2 separate regions of the Mus musculus genome follow, and region 2 is linked to region 1. Evidence: chromatin contacts called from ENCODE Hi-C or POLR2A ChIA-PET data. All regions are on one chromosome and are shown on one strand. Each heading gives the region's core, a stretch centred on a gene start or an enhancer-like site at or near the end of the contact. The rest is flanking DNA. Distances are from core to core; before and after follow the strand shown. Region 1 holds the start of Arpc4 (actin related protein 2/3 complex, subunit 4). Region 2 holds the start of Rpusd3 (RNA pseudouridylate synthase domain containing 3).

What was found. Hi-C counts contacts between places; a loop is a spot of excess contacts on that map. ChIA-PET counts read pairs that join two places held with the same protein, here RNA polymerase II (POLR2A).
Region 2: a loop to region 1 is called in a map of heart, with 3 times the contacts of the local background. The contact joins the promoter of Rpusd3 here to the promoter of Arpc4 in region 1. A Hi-C loop is called at or near these places in 2 of 37 maps with a recorded cell type or tissue (both heart). POLR2A ChIA-PET finds 5 or more read pairs at or near these places in 3 of 5 experiments (Patski and embryonic stem cell).

Annotation. Positions count from the first base shown.
Region 1 is chr6:113,375,496-113,382,961 of GRCm38, reverse strand. Arpc4 (actin related protein 2/3 complex, subunit 4) reads right to left here and starts at 4,849. Exons shown (of 6, transcript NM_026552.3): 1 at 4,754-4,849; 2 at 2,118-2,236; 3 at 888-999. The coding sequence starts at 4,756. Tada3 (transcriptional adaptor 3) reads left to right here and starts at 5,124. Exons shown (of 10, transcript NM_001372392.1): 1 at 5,124-5,646; 2 at 6,017-6,070; 3 at 6,898-7,122. The coding sequence starts at 6,065.
Region 2 is chr6:113,414,785-113,422,250 of GRCm38, reverse strand. It overlaps Rpusd3 (RNA pseudouridylate synthase domain containing 3), which reads left to right and starts at 2,911. Exons shown (of 9, transcript NM_001033204.1): 1 at 2,911-3,033; 2 at 3,302-3,441; 3 at 4,176-4,220; 4 at 4,305-4,404; 5 at 4,840-4,947; 6 at 5,026-5,110; 7 at 5,339-5,462; 8 at 5,805-5,944; 9 at 6,529-6,932. The coding sequence starts at 2,933. The coding sequence ends at 6,720.

The DNA of each region.
Region 1 (7,466 bases), core at 3,600-6,099:
GCTTACACCACATAGAAAAACTAACTCAAGATGGACAGAAGACCTATAAGTAGGTCCTCCAACTAGAAAACTTCTAGAAAAAATACACAAAGCATGCTGGGCGTGGTGGTGCATGCCTTTAATCCCAGCACGTGGGAGGCAGAGGCAGGCGGATTTCTGATTTCAAGACCAGCCTGGTCTACAGAGTGAGTTCCAGGACAGCCAGGGCTACACAGAGAAACCCTGTCTCGAAAAAAAAAAAAAAAAAGAAAGAAAAAGAAAATACACAAAGCAAATGCAGTGACATTTGTCTGGGCAATTATTATTAGGCAGATCTTTAAGTCTGACAGTTGTTGGCATTTTCTTTCCTGACTCTGGGTGTATCATCCCACACACTGCTGGCTTACACAGCTGTTTCTGAAAGAAAAGCTAGAATTGGATAGTCTGGTTTCTTTCTTTTTTCTTTTCTTTTCTCTTTTTTTTTTTTTTTTTTTTTTTTTTTGAGAATTCTGTATATGCATGTGTTGTGTGGCAATTTCAGAAACTGACTATCAAACCAGTGCTGGAACTGCCCTAAGAGCACACAGCCATCACCTGTTAGAAACCTTCTCTGCTCCAACACCTAACTGACCCCCATGGCCTTGCCAGGCCTATGATAAGGGCTGTTGGCATTATTTTCTACTGACCAACTTTTTGTTTTGTTTTTTAGGTAGGGACTCACCAAGTAGCCCAGGCTGGTCTTGGGCTGTCCCTCCTCAGTCTCAGCCTTCCAAGGGCTAGGATTATAGGTATGTGCCACCTTGCTTGGCTCTGTTTGCTAGTGCCCATAATCCCAAGGGAATTCCTGGAAGCAGGCTCTGAATCTAGCTCTCTGACCATTCATTCCAATGGGATCCCTGGTGACTCACCTGCTTCACAGCAATGCTGACCCGGACAGAGTTGATGGAGCCTTCAATAAGAACCTTTTCCTTCTCATTCCTGCTGATGGTGACAGGCTGTAATAGCAGTTCTTTGCTACTCCTAAAACCACAGAGGCAGAGAATCAAGCTGGTGCCATTGACTCTGTGTAGTTCTAAAGGTACCTGTGCTCTATGAACTGTCACTGTTGGAGAATGCCCAGCGGGGCTGGAGAGATGGCTCAGCGGTTAGAGCACGGACTGCTCTGTCAAAGGTCCTGAGTTCAAATCCCAGCAACCACATGGTGACTCACAACCATCTGTAATGAGATCTGCCGCCCTCTTCTGGTGCATCTGAAGATAGCTACAGTGTACTTACATATAATAATAAATCTTTAAAAATAAATAAAATGTCCAGTGAAAACCATGTATATCAAGTAATAGCACGCAGCATACCATGTCTCTCAAATGGCAGCAGTCCATCCTAACGCTACAATAGTTTGAGTCATATAAATTACATTGGAGTTGGAGATACGGTTCAGTTGTAAAGTGTGTGCCTAGCCTGTCCCAAGGACCTGGGTTTACTACCTTTATCATCTAATGTGGGGGCGTGGCTTATCACAACTATGTACACCGCAGATTTACCCCCGCTGCAGCTTTTGGTTTCTTGAGAGAGGATCCACTGTGTAGCTGAGGCTAGCCCTGTCCCTGTGATTCTATTGCCTCAGCCTCCCATGTGCTGGGATTAGCAGTGTTCTATCATCTCCTTGCCAGGTGAAATTTCAAAGAGGAAGAATACTTATTTATGAAATAAAAACCAGTCAAGAGAAGACTGCTTTCAAAATATGGAGTGTAAAAAGGTCTAAGTTGTCAGACATATTAAAGATCAAAAGTAAAAAAAAGTCTCGATCCTTACATTAATAAAGTTTAGCGGCATCATCTCTGGGATCTAAATCCTGTGACCTTCTGGGGCTGCCGGTGGCTGTCACGCTTTTGGAGACACGTCCCCAGAGCTCTGCTCTAAAGGTCACACTCTGGGGTAGGTCTCCCATAGGTTCTGAATGGGAGCCCTATGACCCTGCTTTGGAATTAACCAAATCAGGAGGAACTATTCATCTGGCAACAAGACCAATGTCACTCAAGGTAGCCTGACAGTGCAAAAGCATAGATCCCTGGCCCCCTTGGGCAGGGCTTATTCTTGGGGGATGTTCTTCTCGGCCCCACTCTGACCTCGTTCCCTACCTGACTTCGACCTCTGGCTTGTTGTGTCGTTCCACGACCTGGGAGGAGAAGTTCTCCAGGCAGAGAGCAGCCTGCAGCGTGGCCCGCACGGCACTAAGGTAGGGGCGGAGAGTGGCAGTCTGCAGGAATAAACCCAAGACACAGGAAGGGTCAGAGTCTGCCTCAGCCAAGCAAAGCCAGTCCCTCACTGCAGCTCCTACACAACAGGCAGTACCGAAGGCTTCCTGCAGGGCTGTCACACAGAACAGACTACAGCCAGTCTTCAAGATGCAGTCCACTCAAAATCTCGAGTGGTTCCCAGCAGCAGATAATCCAGCTTGGCATCTCACAAAGTTTGAAGAAATAGTTGACTGTCATAGCCTGGGGACAGGGATACTACAGATATAAGTGCACACAGGCAAGACATGCTGCAATATCCTGGCATGCACAACAGAATTACACAGCATCACCAGTGCCAGAGCTAGGTAAGGCTGATGATCTAGAAGGAGCCATATCCCTATCTGCTGACTGCACTGACAAGTGTATCAATCCATGTCCTGAACTTGCTGGGAATTCAGAAGTGATCTCTCTTCTACCCTCAAACAGCTCAACTGGGCGAGAATCACAAGGGCTAACAGAGGGCAACATATAAAACTAGCTAGTCTTAAAAATAATCTAGACTGTCTAAAGAAACTGGTTTTGACCAGATACAGGATCAGGACGGTTCTACAATGAGAAAAAGTAAAAGCTGTCCATTCTCAGTGGACAAGGTCAGCTACAATGACCAGCTACATTATCTCGGGCAAGGCTTCTCTCCCCCCAGGGCTTATCACATGCTGGAGCATCCATCACCTGCAGCCCTTCCTCCCCGCAGCTTAGCTCAGCCTCTCAGAGCTCAGCTCAGTGGAGAAGGCCCCTTCCTTCCTCAAAGTGGCCTTTTTGACTTCCCCCTCAATGCATTTCTTACAGTTTATGGTATGTTCACTTTACATAAAATTCACAACAGAACGTTAGGAATAAATTTTTCCTTCACCAGTTTGTAATTCTCGTGGTCTACAGACATCAACTTCTATTCAGTTGTCAGGTTGTATCTAGCCCAGCACCTCCTATACATCAGGTCAAACCAATTTTCTGGAGAGTAAATGAACAAATGAACTAACTTAAGCAGGGCTAGATTTACACAAGAGCATTAAGACTTTCCAAACTGGTAACGAGTGCAAGGTTTCTGTATGTGAAAACTGCTTTAAATTGCACAGATCAGGCTGCAATGGCAGGCTGGGATAAAACCCTAGACAGTCTAGAATGCTTTCCACTGAGTTTTTCTCTCAATGTAGCAGGAAGCATTGGGACTTTCTGAGAAGGAAGTTACAGGGCTACCGCTGCACAGAGGCTCTCTGGAGGACGGGATGGAGAAGGAAGTGAGACTTGTGGCAGAGAAGAGGCACAGGCTGCGTGGGGCAGCGGAGACAAGCACAGGATCACGGACAGACAAACATCAGACAGAGGGGATAAAGGCTAAAAAACAGCTGTCATGTAGTTCAGCAGTGGGTTCTAGCTCCATACCACAGCATTCTCTTATGTCAACCAAGAAGAGGCAAAACCGGAAAGGCAAAATTAGTTGTGTGCGGTGACAAGTACCGTTGGGAAAGTGATAGAATATTCTTTTCTCTACCTCGATTGTGGCTACCTGATTATTTTGTCAAGGTTCATTGAAAGAAAACTAAATTTTAGATGACCAGCCCTGTGATAGTTACCCTTTAGTGGCTTGAAGAAATTGTACAATAAACTTGAATGCTTAAAAACGCAAAGTCAAAACTCAGTCAGCAGGAAATGGCTTTCACGCTAAGGAATGAAACCAGTTAGGACTAACACTGGAGCAAGCTTTAAAAAGTGACTTTTGAAAAAGAGGGTCTAATTTCAAAGTCTCTTCCCTGAGAGCATTCCCGGGCGTGCAACAAGCAGTCCAGCCTTTAGAACTCAGGTCGTCAAGGGCTGACCAGAGAAAGTAGTGGGAAGCCTGGGACCTTTCGGAGAACAACTGCACGGAGCACCCACAGATCCCAAACCCGAGCATGAAAGAGGAGGACCAGCGGCCATCAACATTTACACACGTTAAGGTCAACACGGTTCTGCACATCTAGGAAGGAGTCTGAATGCAGGCAAGCAACACAGAACCTTCATTGGGAGCTGGAAGGCAAGGCTTCCAGGAAGCGCCAAGAAGTAAGAAGATGAAGTGGACACTTGCCTCGAGGTCCCGTGAGACCGCGAAGGCAGGCAGGGACAGGGGGTTGTACTTAGCCAACCTCTACCGTGGACGGAGAGGAGGCCCCGCAGAGCGGTCCTACCTCAGCTGCAAGCCACCACCACGGGCTTCGCAGCCCGGTCTCCTGCCCCCTCCGAACATCGGGGAGAGGTCATTCTAGCCCGGGATTCCCAACCTGGAAGCTTCCGGGCCTGCTCTTGCTCAGAGAGCCTCCTGGCTCGCCCCTTCCTCCTCGCCTCGGCCCTCGCCCCACCCTTTGCCTCTCCATCCTCCCCGTGCCTCCTCATCCCGGGGCAACCTCGGGCCGCAAGCCCTAGCGGCAAGCAGCATCTCCCCCAGACCCACAGCCTCTACAGGCAAAACACAGGGAGGACCCCAACCCCTGGTCTCTCACCATCGCGGGCGCTGTCTGGGCCGGAAAGCGGAAGTGCGGAAGTGCCCGGACCCGCGACGCCTGCCCTTTCGAGAGAGGCGCAGCCGCAGTCTCCGACAGCACTTCCGGGCTGGACCATCTCGGGTAGGACCGGGGAGGGAGAGCCGAGAGATATTCAGATCTCCGGGGCGATTTCACACTGGGACCTCTGGGACTTGTAGAAGACCTGCTATGAGACAGTAGCGGTCGAGTCCCCTTGGATCGCTACACATATTCCGCCAGCGCCTTTAGTGCTTGTCGCTTTGGTTGTAGCCTCCCCCCGTGTGACAATAGTACAGCCCGACCTCAGGTTGGGCACCAAATTAGGACAGGCCGAACCGGAGAAACGTTTCTTCCGGTGGTGCTCCCCTATCCTCTCCGGGCTCCTCCCATTTGCAACCGTAGGGTTCGGCCGGGTAGCCAGTCCCTTGAGATTTGGGCTCTGGGCCCCACCCCAGCCCCGGGCTGCTTCCTAGCCCGGGACTCCTCAGGCCTAGCATTCCACCTCCCGGAGATTCGTAGGTGGCCTTAGACCCCCACCCCCACCCCGGCCCTACAGGCCACCTTGGGCTGGCCGTCCCCGCCCTCGCGTCAACTGCAGGGGGCCCGCCCATAGCCAGTTCCGGAGCAGTTGCTCCGATCGCCCTGAACTCCCCGCCCCCTCCTGCGGCCCAGGGCCTGTAGGAGGCCGCAGAGAGGAGGTAGGAGAGGCGGGGGTTGTGTTAGGGGCTCCCTAGAGGACGAGGACCCTGGAGGCGGGATCTTGGGGCGACACACAGGTGGAGCCAGCCATTAAGCAGTCCCACTTCTGTGCCAGGCACTGAACTGGGCACTTGACGAGCATCACCTCTTAATCCTCAGAACATTCCAGGGAGGTAGGTAATTCTCGATGCCCCCATTTTACAGATTTATACTTCTTAATGGGGAAATAGACTGAGGCATCATCTTTTGTCCTGGAAAAAAGAAAAACAAACAAACAAACAAACAAAAACCGGAGATTCAGGTTAAATAACATGTTTAGAAACGCACATAAGAAAATGGGCTGGAACTTAGTTCTGTTCACCTGACCAGCCTGTGTTCCAAACTAGCCAGGGACACAGAGAAGGTGCAGAGGTGGAATGGAGTGAGACAAGAGGAGGCAGGGAGAACCCTGTCAAATAGAATGCTAGAAACGACCCAACGTAGGGAAACAGAGGACATAGGAAGACAGGGCACACTAGTATCTCCTCTTCCTTAATGCTGCAGATTCCAGACTTCTGCGGTTCAAATTGCAACTAGGAGGCCGGCCTAATCATGCAGGTTTGTACACCTAGTGACTTGGGAGGCTAAAGCAGGTGGATCATAAGTTCAAGGCCTGGAATTCATGAAAGGGGGGGGGGGCTGGATGTAACTGTAACATAATTAAGTTTGGAGAATTTGTGCCTAGAATGAACAAGCGCTTGTATAAATCAGGTGTGGTACATGCCTAAAATTCCATCTCTTGGGAGGTGGAGACAAAACCTTGGCTACATAGCTAGTTTGAGACCAACCTGAGTGCATATCTTTATCCCAGCACTCAGAGGCAGGTGCTTTCTGGGGTGGGGGTCGGGAGGGGGAGCTCTATGAATCCTGATCTATGTAGCAAATGAGTATCAGGCCACTCAAGACTACATAATGAGATTTTTGTCTCCCCCACCCCAAAATGGGGGTGAGGTAGGGTCTGGAGATGTGTGAGACCCTTCAGTGCTACCAAAACAAAAAAAGACAATAAATTGCAGTTAGGAGTCTAGGCATGTGTACATACTCTTCTGGAGTCTTTTTCCTTTCTTTGTCAAAAGAAAGAAACCAGGCAGTGGTGGCACACGCCTTTAATCCCAGTAGAGGCAGGTGATCTCTGAATTGAAGGCCAGCCTGGTCTATAGAGTTCATTCCAGGCCAGCCAGAGTTGTTATACAGAGAAATTATGTTGAATGAATGAATGAATGAATGAATGAATGAAAAGCATGGCAAAAGGCCCCCCTTTTAAGGTTATGTGCATAATTCAGTGAAGTCAACCTAGCTTGGGGTACAGTCAGGGCTCTGTTGGGTCTCTCTCCCCATGCTACTTTGTCTCCTATCCAATGGCCTTCTCCCCTCTAATTTTACAGGGTCCCACCTCCTGGGCCATGAGCGAGCTGAAGGACTGTCCACTGCAGTTTCATGACTTCAAGTCTGTGGACCACCTGAAGGTCTGTCCCCGCTACACGGCAGTGCTGGCCCGCTCCGAGGACGATGGCATTGGCATTGAGGAGCTGGACACCCTGCAGCTGGAGCTTGAGACTCTGCTGTCCTCTGCAAGCCGGAGACTGCGTGTACTGGAAGCTGAAACCCAGGTGATTGTCCATGGGGGGCATCCACTAGAGACATTGTGTCAAGTTATGGGATGGATCCTTAGGTTCCCTCTCTGCTGAGGCCCAGGGATGGATGGGAAGAGAGACCCACATGGGAATCATGACAGAATAGTTAGCTCTCAGTTCAGCTTACCGTTAGCCAAGGATGCTATCCGACTGTAGGTGGACACCGCCCACGTGTGGCCCCTGAAGTTGCCTGGGAACTTTCTGAGATGCACTGTGATACAGTCAGTTGCATAGACAGAACCACCGGGTGCCTTGGAGTGTGACATAAAGGTTAGCTGGGAGTCTTGTTCACCACCACCAAAAAACCCAGCAGCAGCAGA
Region 2 (7,466 bases), core at 1,662-4,161, 41 kb before region 1:
TGGTGACTGCCACAAGTGTGTGTGTGTGTGTGTGTGTGTGTGTGTGTGTGTGTGTGTATACACATTGTATATGCACACACACACTCACCATAAATAAAATATTAAACAGTTCCAAAGAAAAATAATTGCTCATCTTCGTCAGTTACCTTTTTTTGGTTTTTGTTTTTTTTTTGTTTTTTCCAGACAGGGTTTCTCTGTATCGCCCTGGCTGTCCTGGAACTCACTTTGTAGACCAGGCTGGCCTTGAACTCAGAAATCTGCCTGCCTCTGCCTCCCGAGTGCTGGGATTAAAGGCTTGAGCCACCACGCCTGGCTAGGGTGGGGTTTTAAGGTAGACGTCAGAAAGGTGTGCAAAACAACTGCCGATGGAAGCCACAGCTGGGCCGGAGAATGTTTCACTTCCCTCAGCTGTTCCTTACTTTCCTGCTACATAGTAATAAAAGACCACGCCATCCCTTTCCCAAGTTGCAGGTTTTACAGATGCAAAGACACCTCCCCCGCAGGCCACCAGGATCTCCCAGGCATTCCAGAGCAACAGGTCCGTGGCCTTTACCGGATGCCTGGCTCCATATTATGTTTCTTTAGTCATCACAGGGGATGTGTGTGAATGGTCGCTCAGGTCTGAGTGCTTGGAAGACTGGGATAGTGAGCTCAGTTCATCTCTGGAACACCACAGTGCCACCAGTCAGGGCTGGCTGCACATCCTCACAGTCATTATGCCTTCCACCTACGTCTGTTTTCCATTGCTATAACAAAACACCTGAACCCAGTCTGCAGCTCGGTCATAGCGAGCTTGCCTAGCAAGTGTGGGGAGATCCGTCAGCCGCGATGAAGGAAGGATAGCAAACCACCATCTCGGAAAGTTGATAACATGCTTATCTTTGTTGGGTGGGGGACATGACTTGGTTTGAGGACACTTGCTGCTGAGTTCCATTCTCAGTGCCCGTGGGAAGCTCACGACTGCCCATAGCACCAGTTCTGGAGGATCCAATGTCCTTTTTCGGCCTTTTGGGGCACTTGTATACATGTGGCATATACTTACAGACAGACAGACACTTACATGTAAATAAAAAGAAAATACACACACGCAGAGTTTGTCTGGGTCACTGTTCTAGAGGCTGCAGAGTCCAAGAACATGAAGCCAGCATGTACCTAGCATATGTAGGGCCCTTTCTGGTGCACCCTAACATGGAGGGAGCAGACCCACATTGAGGGAGAGGGTTTCTTTTCTCTCCTCTCCTCCCTAGAAAGCTAAGCCATCATGGGGAACACCCCCTTCACATTCTTGTCTAACACTAATCACGCTGGTCTCCAAATACCATTGATATGAATTTGGAGGTTAACTTTCTCCCAGCTGAACTTGGGAGGTCACACCTGGGGTGAGAGCTGTGCAGGAGGCAGCCTCCCCCTCTAAATGAAGGGAGGGAAGGAGCATCGCACCCCTCTGATTCCCCCACCAGAATCCACAGGCTAGTACTGGAGTCCTTTCAGGAAGGCTCTCAGGCCTGGGAGCTTGGTGACAGATCCTCTTGCTCTTGCCTCGGTGGTGGGATTAAAGGTGTGTGCCACTATACCCCACTGCTTTTTAAAAAGAGACACTTTCGCCAGGCCTGGTGGCACATGCCTTTAATCCCAGCACTTGGGAGGCAGAGGCAGGCGGATTTCTGAGTTCGAAGCCAGTCTAATCTGGTCTACAAAGTGAGTTCCAGAACAGCCAGGGATATACAGAGAAACCCTGTCTCGAAAAACAAAACAAACAAACAAAAAGAGACTTTCTTTTTATTTTCAGTCATTATTTCTATTTCACTGTTTTTATTATGCGCATAAAATTGTTACTATCTTTTGTATTTTTTTTTGAGACAGGGTTATGTAGACCGATACTGGAATTAAAGGTCTGGTCTATTTTATTGCTAATTATGTACATATGTCTGTGTGTTTGGACAGGTGTTAAAGGAGGTTTTGAGTCCAAGGCTGTGGGTGCTGAAAACAACAGGCAATCCTGTTGTTTGTTCTGTTTTGTTTTGTTTTTTTGAGACAGGGTTTCTCTGTATAGCTCTGACTGTCCTGGAACTCATTTTGTAGCCCAGGCTGGCCTCGAACTCAGAAATCCGCCTGCCTCTGCATCCTGAGTGCTGGGATTAAAGGCGTGCACCACCATGCCCGGCAACAACAGGCAATCTTAACCAGTCTCCATTTTGTTTCATTTTACGCCCGTGTATTTTGTTTTTGAGACATACTGGCCAGGGTGGAACTCACAGCTTTCGTTTCTTTTTCTTTCTTTTTCTTTTTAGACTGGTTTTCTTTGTGTAGACCAGGCTTGTCTCAAACTCAGCTAACTACTTGCCTCTGTTCCAGGCATGCGCCACCACACCCAGCCTACCTTGATTTTCTTTTCATAGAGGGGCCTTGCGCATCTCCCAGGCTGGTCTCCAACCCAGTATCTGTGATCTTGTTCTTTGTGACCTACATACACGGTGCTGGGAATTGAACCCAGGACCTTGTGTAGCCTCTCTACCACCTGAGCCACAGCTTTGGGACCTTTTATGTCACAGGCTGTTACAATTTCAGACAGGTGTACTGACCGAAAGGCTGCATACCGGTCTTCACCTTTCTTCTCCCTCGGTTTTACAAGGGAGGGTTTCAGATTAAGGTTCCCCAAAATTGAAACGACAGTCTTCTCGACCCTTTTTATTCTAAGACACGTCCTCTACTTTGAGTAAATAACCCGCCTCGTGCCTCAGTTTTCCCAAAAGCCAGAACCCTAAATGGCACTTTTTCTTCTACAGGGGAGGCAAAGCCCGGATTCTCGCTCGTCTGAGCGCCCTCTGCCTTGATTGACAGCCTGCCTGACCAATCTACGCACGGAGGATGTACGGGAGGTGGGGTTGAGCTGTCCGTGGACACGCATGCGTACTGTGCTTGGTCCCCGGCAATGGGAGCCCTGAGAGTTTTGCGTTATGTCTCTATGATCTGGCGGCCGGAGCTGGGGTCTTGCGCACGGCAGAGGGATGCCGGCTTCGGCACCGAGGCCCGGTGATTATAACACTCCACTTCCGTGTATGGGGAGAGACTAGATCAAGGAGAGGGCAGGCATGAAATTCAGATCAGTACTTGGTTCTAAGCCGGACTATGTTGTGAGACCCGGCACTAGGTCATTGGACCTTTGAGCCTTGGTGCCTCTTTGGTAAAGTCTTGGGGGGTAGGTGGACTCCTGTCTGCTGAGCCCGGGAGTTCTAAGAAGAGGCTGGACTAGGCAGGGTGAGCAAGGGAGGGAGGTACAGGCTTCTACCATGTTTCTCAGGCGTCCGTCTCAACCTCACCGCTCCAGCAAGCACAAGGACCTAGTCGAGGACCAGCCCTTCCCGGGGCTGCTGAGGACGGAGAACCTCGGCCTGGAGGAGCTGGCTCATGTCCTGAGGGCAGCTGTGGTGGATCAGAAAGGTGAGGGGAGCCTGCTGCTCCTGTGCCTCCCCTGTTGCTGCAGGAGCCAGGCCAGCAGTCACATTCTTCCTAGCCTCACCATCACGAGGAGAGGTGTATACCTCACTCCTCCCTGTGTTCTGAGAGCAGCTGTAACAGAAGTTAACTATCAGAAAAAGCTTTGGGGTTAGTTATAGCTGGCCTCTGTAAGCGGCATGCCTCTTGGTTTCATAAGAGGGCTAGATGGCTGCTCTTGCAGAGAGGACCAGCAGTCAGCACCCACATGTTGCTTCACGACTGTATGTTCATGTAGCAGTGAGGGGCTTCACAGTTCTGGGATAAATATGGCCCCTGCCTTGCGAGATCCAGCGTCCTAATGTGAGAATTACTGAGCAATCGCTGCTGGCGTGGTAACCACACTTGTAATTCCAGAACTTGGGAGGTAGAGGCAAGGAGAATCAGGAGTTCAGGACCAGACTTAGCTGTGTAGTGAATTTGAGGCTGACTTGGTGTTTGAGCCCCCCTCCACCCGCAACAGTCAAGGACTGTAGGAGGGGCACACATTATACTGAGGTATGTTGGAGCCAATGGGAATGGAAGCCTGGAACTGCAGGTATGAAGGCTCCGAGGTACAGGGATTAGGAAGTGCTATTTAAAGTGGGGTTGGATTGTATAACCCCCACCCCCAACCCCACCCCCGAGGCTGCATGCAGACATGCTTCCCTGCTTTTGCTGACATCCATGAACTGTTTCAGGACCTCTGGTGACACTGAACAAGCCACAGGGTCTGCCTGTGACAGGTATGGGCATGGGCAGGGAGGAGGGCAAGGCTGGGGTAGAGATGGTTGGATGGCACGCTGGCAGCTTGTCCTCTTCCCTCCCAGGGAGACCAGGAGAGCTGACGCTGCTATCTGTGCTGCCGCAGCTGAGCCAGGCCCTGGGGCTCGAACACCAGGAGCTCCAGGTTGTGCGAGCACCTGGGAAGTAAGTGATAGTGTGGGGTGTATGTTACACCCACTGTAAGTAAAAGTCTTATTCAAATGCCTGATACATGGTAGGCCCTGGACATTGGTGTTAACTCTTAGCGCATTCGGCTCTCTCTCTTGAGGGAGAGAGAAAAGGCCTTATGACTTGTTTCTCAGGTCTGGATTCTAGTCCTGGTGTTTCTGTCCAGCCTTTAGTTGGGGATGGGGGTTATCCTTATTGTGTATAGTGTGTTTAGCCTGCATGTATGTCTATGCACCACAGTGTGTATCTGGTGCCCTCAGAGGCCAGAAGGCGGCATCTGATCTCGAATTGGAATCGCAGATAGTTGTGAGCCACCATGCGGGTGCTCAATGCTGGTCCTCTGCAAGAGCAGCCATCTAGAGCTCGTTTTCAAGACCAAGAGGCTTTATGTGATTTGTCCCCTTCTTCCAGGGAGGCCTCCGGACTTGTGCTCCTCTCCAGCTGTCCCCAGACAGCAAGCCGCCTGCAGAAGTTCTTTATCCACTCAAGGAGAGCACAGAGACCCACAGCCACCTACTGGTGAGAGGTGCAGGGTCACTCCCAGGACTGAGGGAAGGTCCCACCAGGCTGCTCTGAGACCTCCTTTCCCTTTCTTAGTGCTGTCACTGATGGCATCCCTGAGCCTTCAGAGGGGACAGTCTGCATGCCTCTGAAGATGGAACAAATGAATGACGTTGATCTTGTAAGTCAGAGACCACCAGGGAAGTGGTGTCCCTTCGGTTTTTGCCTTACAGAGGAGTCCAGGCTGTGCACCTGGGGTGGCTAGTTTTGCTGTCTCCTAACAGGCAAATGGCTGCTGCCATTGTGGAGGCCCTGTCCTACATCAACTGGCAACTGGCAGCAGGGGGTGGGGGGTGGTGCTCAACAAAGTCCTAGGGATGTGTTAAGTCATTCTTGACTGGTACCCTAGGCAGTCCCAGTGATGTCCCCATCTCGAAAGGACATCCAGGAAGGTGTCAAAAGGACCCTCAGCCGTTTCCATGTGATGGCCACAGGCCGTGGCTGTGCCCTGGTCCAGCTGCAGCCACTGACAGGTGGGTCTGCTGCGGGTTATGAGACCCGTGAGGAAGACAGTGCTTGACAACAGTCAGGGAGCATGTGGTGGACCCCAGGGGTATGTGAATGGGCTCAGCGGGAGGCAGCAGTTTTAGGTGCACACCCACAATCTGGCACTCAGCACACATCCTTATTGCTTCAGTTGCGTAGGGTTGAACCCTCAGGCTGGGCAGGTTGCCAGCTGCCATTGCTCTTACCTTCTCATGATCCTCTCTGGAGGCCGAGGTCATTTCATCTTACTTCTAGGGATGGGGGCAGTACTGCACAGCCAGGACAAGCAACTGCCTCCCAACCTCCCCCCCACCCACCCACCTTTTCAGTCTTCCCCAATCAGCTGCAGGTACACATGGCTCTACAGCTCTGTCCAATTCTTGGGGACCACACTTATGCTGCTCGTGTGGGCACCGTTCTGGGCCAGCGCTTTCTGTGGCCAGCCGAGACCACCAAGCCCCAGAGACAGGTAGGTCCCCTGTCCCATATGCCTGCTCTCTGTGGGTTTGGGGGGAACTGTGTCTCCCAGATATCATGCACATTTAGACTAGGAGGCAGCTGGCTTGGTGTCTAGGGCCACCTGTGTCCCTGCGGTTGCTGCATGGCTCAGGCCTCTTGTCCATGAGCTGGAGGTGGTGGAAGCTGACATTACAGGTCCTCACGTTCCACCATCCTTTCGAGCGTTTGTGCATCATTTCTTCCTCGTGTTGAGTCCAGTGAATGGGAGTGCAGCAGAAGTGGGCCTGGCTCTAGGCAGCCACTTGGGACTAAGACTATTGCTTTCTGGCCAGAAGGGGAGACTGGAGGTTTGTATGAGTTGGGGCTTTGAGGACCAGGTCTGTGTACCACTTCTCACATCCCATTGGCCAGAGGCTTAATCACATGGCTTCACTAAACACAAAAGAAGCTGAAGAAAACTCTGCCTGTCTGTAGAAAAAAAAACATTACTGCAGTTACAGATCAGGGAGGTCCTGCCGGTCTCCCTCCGTGTCCATGAGAGCGGAATGCTCCCTCTGGCTAGAACTTAGATGGCCACCGTCTTTCCCATCCCAGGTCCTGGATGAAGCCCTGCTCAGACACCTCCGCCTAAGTCCTTCCCAAGTGGCCCAGATGCCTTTGCACCTGCACCTTCACCGCCTCCTCCTCCCAGGCACCGGATCCAGGGACCCCCCTAGTGAACTTCTGGCACCCCTGCCCCCTTACTTCTCTCGGACCCTGCAGTGCCTTCGGCTCTCTCAACAGTAGACTGTGCCTGACCCCAGATGGAAAATAGGAAGAATAAGGCGAGTGGAGTTGGTGCTGAGCACAGCCAAGGCCCCTGGGCTCCTTGGTCTGACAAACTAAGATCAAATCCCAGAGAGGCCACGTGATTGCTGTGTGGCACTGGGCAGGTGACTTCTCTCTGGACTTAATAAAAGTTCTACCTCCTGGTCTGGTTTACCAGAAATGAGAAAGCAGATGTTTACCAAGGACTGTGCTCTCTGCTCAAGAGAACGGTGGCCAGGTCAGGAGGTGGCATCTGCTGTTCTCCTGGCCAGGAGGAGGTTTGCTTGGTTTTGAGACCAGGTCTGACCAGGGATCCCTGGCTGGGCTGGAGCTCAGAGATTTGCCTGCCTCTGCCTCCCGAGTGCTGGGATGACAGGCACGCACCACTGTACAGGCGTGAGCTCTTCTTACTTTGAAGAACATAGCTCACTGAACTTCAACACCCTTCTCCACTCACAACATGTTCACAGGCTACAGGTAGACACTGCTGTGGAGGACCAGCCAACCCTCCACAGGTAGGAAATGCCATGGTTCACTTGGGTTTGTTTCTTGGTCTTCCAGTTTTAGGTGGCTTGACTACCCCCCTCATGGAGGGAAGAAACAGACCTATACCCTCTAGAGAAGGGCTGAGGTTTAGGGAAAGTCCATATCTTGTCCTAATGGTCTAAGCCATTCTACCAGTCCAACTTGTCCTTGGGAGGAAGGTATCCTTGATGACTGGCCTT